Linked DNA regions of Homo sapiens: region 2 is linked to region 1. Evidence: read pairs that join two places in POLR2A ChIA-PET (ENCODE). Cell type or tissue: MCF 10A. All regions are shown on one strand. Links, peaks and the distances in the headings refer to the core of each region. The heading gives the core; the rest is flanking DNA.

Region 1 (3,231 bases), core at 424-2,923:
GGAAAACAAGAAGTGAGGACTGATGGGGTCAGAGGAGTGTCTAACGTGGAAGGGCGGGTATCGGCTCCAGCCATCCCCTTAAAATTCCTTTTTAAATTATCGTTTTCCCCCTCTCCCTTTCTCTTTGTAAGGTTTTATTCTGTCTTCTTGCCCATGACAAGTTCTTTTCTACTTACTGCTTAATGTGAAGTGGTCTGAAGATGAGTCTGTGTTGGAGTAGACGTGGAGAAAAACACTCCTTGTTTGGGAGGTTTAATCATTTACCCGATGTGCTACTGATATTTTAAAATGTCATGCTCTTCTGGTTACAGTTTCCAATCTGGGGCCTGCAATGCGGTGTGACCCAAATCAGCCGTCTCCAGTGTGGTGACACATCACCTCGACATGGGGCAGGAGGCAGGTGGCTATGTCTGGGCACCCAGCTGGGTGATTCCTCCAGACGTGCTCTCCCTGTCTTCCCCTCTGGCCCTCAGCAGGAAGCCAGGGTCTATTTGAGCTGTTGCTGCAGCAGCCATGTGCATACTTTGCCCAAGAGAAAAAAAAAAATCCTTGCTCTTAAACTTAGATAAATTATTCTAACAAGAGAACACAAAACAGCTTCTTGGCAGGTGAGGACCCTGTTTGCGTGAGATCATGTATTTTTCCTTTTGCTTTTCTCCAACAGTTTACTTAAAGGGCACCCACAAATAGAATGTCACAGTCCTGGGAAATTGTTTCACCAGTATTTCACTGAGTACTTGGGAACTGAGAAAGTACAAATGAATCAAACACAGTCCAGACCACAGCGTCAATAAGCAAATTATCTAAAAGAGGAGTTACAAATGCTAATTCTAAAGTCAGATAGAAAGTTCAGACAGAGAGATCCTGGAGTTCAAGAGAAGGAGCAGTGACTTGTAACTTGGAGAGTTCAAGAAGAGGTGGGAAGAGGTGGCCATTTTGAGGGTTCTGGAAGGCCAGTCCTATTTGTGTTTGTCAACTTGGGCAAGATGTCAGAGGGTCTGGGCAGAGGAGCAAGAAGAGAACAGAAAGGAAAGACCCAACATCTTATTGGGTCCAGAGGGTTTTCATTTCTTCTATCAGTAACACAGGTCCTAAATGGCAAAAAACAGTGACCACAGCTCATTTTCTGCAATATAGGCATCACTTTTGCTTTTTCCTGACACATGTAATGAAGTTTGAATCTATTTTTCCTTCCAAAAAGCTCTAAAAAGTTTTCATACGTGTATTGTAAGGAGATTTAGTGAAATTAGTTTTTTTGAGACGGCTTGTTGCTTTGCTCAGCTCCCTGTACTGTTGTAAAGTGCCAACGCATAACCAGGCAGCAATAACAGTTACCAAGAGCATTCCCTCCACAGCAATGTGGCCAGATGGCACTGAGTGATCAGGCACAGCCCGAGGGGCAAGAGGGGCAAGGTTTTGGCATCTGCTTCTTTGTAAAGGTAGATCTGCCGGGAGCACTTGGTGCCGGCCTACAGGAAGTAAGAACTCTGCACCACCAACCCCAGGCACACCTCTGAGTCATAAGTCTTGGAAGACTTCTGAAAGTCATAAGTCATTAGAATTATGCAACAGGCTTTGGGACAAATGAGACGTTGGAGAGAGCTATTCTAAAATCTGAAAGAAAAAAGCTAGTTTTAAGAAAAAAATCACAAATGATAGTTACATCTTTGAATATTGTATTTTTAGGAAAATGCATACCCCATTTGAGAAGGTTAGCGACCTTGGCCTAAAGCGTTGTTTATGTTAGACATGAGGAGTTGACTGAAATGTGCTCTCATAAGCATTTCTAGCACCATATTTACAACGTTGGCCCACAGCCAGAATAAGACGTGATCTTCCTATTGGACTGGGTTCATAGGAGCGTTTGTTCCTTAAATAACTCTAGTCTAGGCTGGGTGTGGTAGCTCACGCCTGTAATCTCAGCACTTTGGGAGGCCCAGGCAGACAGATCACCTGAGGCCAGGAGTTCGAGACCAGCCGGGCCAACATGGCTAAACCCCATCTCTACTGAAAATACAAAAATTAGCCGGGCAAAGTGGTGGGCATCTGTAATCCCAGTAGTCCCTGTAATCTCAGGAGGCTGAGGCAGGAGAATCACTTGAACCCGGGAGGCGGAGGTTGCAGTGAGCTGAGATCGCACCACTGCACTCCAGCCTGGGCGACAGAGGGAGACTCCGTTTCAAACAAACAAACAAACAAACAAACAAACACCCTCTAGTCTAGCAGAAGCCCATAATATGTTATTAGTTCTTCAACTCCATCAGTGCTTGGATCCACATATCTTCCAGGATCCTTCCCTCTTGAGTTTGATTCTGGCTGAACTTTCTCAACAAAAGAAGCCACGGAAAAAGAGGCAATGTTTCAATAACTGCCATTTGTTAAGCAAACTTTGTTCCCAGTTGTAATTATTCTGCTTCAAAATAGCATAACAGCACAGGGTGAGAAAGTCATCCACAAAATTGTTTTCTCCATCCTCCTGCTTGATGGACAATTGTACTCTCTCTAAAAAAAAAAAGAACTTATTTAAAATTGCATTTTGCTATTGCTCGAGCCAAGAATGTCTTCCTAACACTTAGCCTATTTTTTTGTGTGGTGGTCAATTCCATAATTCCTTTTCTACACTTAGATGTGAAGGGAGACTCACCACCAATATAATATATCTGTAAAGCTGAAGTGAGCAGCATCTGGAAGCCAGCACATCTATATCTGTTCCAGAGTCAGAGAATCTATCCCTCAGCTACCACCTCATGGTATACAGATGGTCACAAAGGGCAGAGGTCTCTACGTGATCTGAACTTTGTCAGCCCTTCCAGCCTCAGCTCCTACTGTAGCTTCTTATCCCCGCCATGCCCTGACAATGCCAGCCAGCACTCTTGAGGCTCTCAGAAGGCACAGGGTGTGTCCAGCTTCCATGCCTTTGCTTGTGCTCTTCTCTCCATTCACTGTGGGAGCACTTACATACTGCTGGACACACAAAGCATGCAGCTCAAGAGCATGTGAATGAATTTGCACAAATCCATTATTGGGTGTGGTATGCCAACTCTCACCAAATGTCAAGTAAATAATATATATTACAGGTTTCATTGTCAATAATATTTCTTGTGGAAATTATTACATATCTTAATATTTTCTACTGTAGATTAAGTATGGCAAAGACTTTCAACTTTTCTGCTAAGAATTAAATTTTAATTTCTTTAGTCACCTCTTGCCTCTCATCTGATCTATCTTTAA
Region 2 (3,231 bases), core at 421-2,920, 83 kb before region 1:
AATTTAGGGATAAGTTTTATGGCTAGTAGTCTCCTCTTAGTTCTAGATTTCTGAGAATCCCATTCTCCCTACTCCATCACTCAGAGCTGATCCTACACGTGCCATTTTAATATGCTTTTAACATTTTCGGAAATAGCCAGGACATAGTGGAAAATAAATGAATACCTCCCAGAAGCATAAGAGCAATAAAGGCATTAGATAGAGCCCAGGATCCTTATTTATCAATTTTGTGGCTCTGCTAGGAAAACTCTTACAGGAAACTGAGCTGCTCAGAATTTTTTTTTTAAATCTATAGGTTTTTTGCAGAAATTTCTAGTGGTATTAGCTTTGTGAGTTGGAATTAAGAGTGGAGCTGGTCAGGTGGAGAATGCTGAGACAATGTTTTAAAGCATATTTATTACATAACTGAGATTGAGCAGAAATGTGAAGACAGCAGCTTGCCATATTTGGAGACGTCCTGCTTCTCTTCTACAGTGGGACCCAGCCATTCTTCTGTGTTGGCCCTCAGCATACTCTAAGCACCTTAAGGGCCAGGACCAATATTGTCTACCTGTAATCCCAGCATCTTGCACAGTGCCTAGCTTGTAGGAAGCACATATAATGAATGAATAAACATGACATATTTCTTCCAAGCTTTGGCCCTGAGCCACTAAGAATGATTATGGCACTGATTAAAACAGGGAAGCTAAAAGGAGGAGCAAATTGGGGGCAGCAATGGTTGATTTAGTTTATAAAATGTTGAGTTTGAGGTGAAGCTATCCAGGTGGAGATGTCCCTCATACTGAGAAATCTTATATGATCTCTATGTGCCTCTTTGCATTCTCATCTATTAAGAGGAGATGATGATAATAGAATATATCTCATGGGGTTATTGAGAAGACCAGATAGGACAAGCTAAGTAAGTTCTGGCTCATAGCCAACACTAATAAGCATAAGCTCAAATAAATAACTACAGAGCCAGCTGTGATCCCTTCCTCTACTTACATTTCCTACACACTCAGTCAGGAAGTCTTATGAATTTTCCTGCAATATTTCTAGCATTAGTTGCCCATTCCTTTTGCACTCCTTCCTCCTTTACAACCTCTTTGCTAACTTCAGAAAATTTCTCTTCAGTCCCTCCCATTCCCTCAGTCTCAGTGCTGCCAGCTGACCTTCCCAGAGCCTGGCTCTGTCCCTCTCCCGTCCACTGCCACTCAGTCTTCAGCTTCCACTCATTTCTGCAGAAAGGCAAAACCAACAGGATGCACTGAGCACATAAAGACCAAGCTTCATCTGCTTCTCCCACCTGCAGTTCTAATGCCCATGAATTGTGCCCAATCTAGACTAAATACATTACTAGACCCTAGCAGCATCAGCTGCACCACCGTCAAAAGCAGTCTTCCATTCTTCCATGACTCATTCATTCATGTATTCACTTGTGGTATTTGAGGTCATCCTGAGCTCTGGAGCCTCATAGGCCTGAATCTGACTCCTGGCTCTGCCCTTTTCTATCAGGCTGCTTAGCCTCTCTGAGCCTCAGTTTCCTCATCTTTAAAGATGAAGCAAGTAACACCCTGAAGGAGTAGGTGGACGGGCTCTGCTCCATAGAAGGTGCTCCATAAATACTGGCATTCTTCTTTCATGTCCTAAGTAGCTGGTCCTTCATGTGTCTCAGGCCTGCTGGGAATCCAGTCTTTCTCCTTCACTCTGTGTAGAAAGGGCGGGCAGCTGAGATGACAGTCAGCTACAGGCCCATGGTCATTGTCGCTCCAGGTGTTGGCAATTTATCTTGAGGGAATTCTAGAGGCAAAGCCCAGCCTTGACAACTGCCTCCCTGAAGAGTGCTGTCTTGTCCACTCCCCTCATTCTGAAAAAAGAAAATACTGGGGTGCAAAACATATTGTTTATCCTGGTAACAGAGTGAATCAATTCCACAATTTCCTATATTCCAAATCCAGCCCTGGTTTGGATGATCAAATACCTTTCCCATTATAAAGGGCTTTCTCTCTTTTAAAAGTTTGTACAGACTAGGATCTACTTATTTTTGGCTTCCTGCCACCCAGAACAGTGCCTGGCACACAATAGGTGCTTGCTAAATATGTGTTAAGTGAGTGAATGAAGAAATTGATTACACCCGTGCCAGAGAAGTAAGCCCTCTATAGGATTTCCATGGCTCCCTCCGAGGGAGGGCTCCCTGTCGTGCTGGTGGCAAGGAGCTTATAAGGCCTCGGTCAGTTCCATGAACTGGAATCAATAGGTGGATTTGAGTGCAATAGCTTCTCATCAGACCTCTACATGAGGTCATCAGCGCACCACTGAAGCACTCCAATGGGAACATAAGAGCTCGGGTTCCCAATGCTGGACACTATTCTGATGAATGTCTGGTGGGCATTCATAAAGAAGAACTCAACTCACTTGAGAAACGGCTTTGTACGTGACATTTCAAGAAGAACTCAACTCACTTGAGAAACGGCTTTGGACATGATACTTTCAAGAAGAGAAAGCTTTTCCTTTGCAGAGATGTGACTCTAGTTGCAGGGGACAGCTAGTCATCATTGCCTGTCTTTTCCCAGACTCTATGGTGGCAGCCAGATGTCCCAGCCACATGCTGACTTTTCTGTCCTTCCTTTATTAAAAAACCCCAAAGAAACCAAGTGTCCAGATGGCCAGACTGCAAGGCTTTTTGATGATCATATCTCTCGGTTGGGACATGACTAAAACACATTTCTAAATAGAGTACAAACCCTCAGGAAAAGCTGACCCCAGAGATACGGAATACTTCTCTTGGCTGGCAAGTTGAGTGCCGACTCTTGGGGCCCATGTTCTCTTCCAGTCCTGACTTCCTTCCTTAGGAAGCCTGGTGGAGCCCGTCTGCACCCTCCCTGGTAGGCTTGCTGATGATATTCCAACACCCCTGAAACACACACTCAGTAAAATGCATCTGAACTAATTCAGAACAAAGAGAGAACTGCAGTCCCGATGTTTCAGGCTTCCCTGGGGACCACCTGTCCCAGAGCCAGGGCTGACTGAGAATGCAGTGCTGGGCAGAAGCTGGTTCTGACGACAGTACATGTAAGCCCCACACTCCTTCCAGGGCTGTGACTCAACTCAGCAGCAGCAGCCATGGCTCAAGGGCAGCATTAGCTCAACTCTGACTACCACCAGCTTACCCTTCCTCTGAGCCCATGCCCAAGCCCTGTGCGAATGGCATCAACACCCTGAGTGCTGTAGGGGAGTAGCACCTGTCCTGAA

What was found. ChIA-PET counts read pairs that join two places held together with the same protein. Peaks named below come from ENCODE experiments on the same cell type or tissue, not always from the same donor. Only the 100,000 strongest peaks of a DNase experiment are listed, where the experiment ranks them.
Region 2: POLR2A ChIA-PET joins it to region 1 with 8 read pairs; 2 of 35 experiments call an interaction of 5 or more read pairs at or near these places.

What each region holds. Positions count from the first base shown.
Region 1 is chr1:232,766,053-232,769,283 of GRCh38, forward strand. No RefSeq gene overlaps it. Among named protein-coding and RNA genes, the nearest start is that of LINC01744, 25 kb to the left of the region's middle. In MCF 10A, for the core only: no CTCF peak of the experiment used is centred there; DNase peaks (open chromatin) are centred at 1,479 and 1,819.
Region 2 is chr1:232,683,500-232,686,730 of GRCh38, forward strand. No RefSeq gene overlaps it. Among named protein-coding and RNA genes, the nearest start is that of LINC01745, 33 kb to the right of the region's middle. In MCF 10A, for the core only: no CTCF peak of the experiment used is centred there; a DNase peak (open chromatin) is centred at 1,432.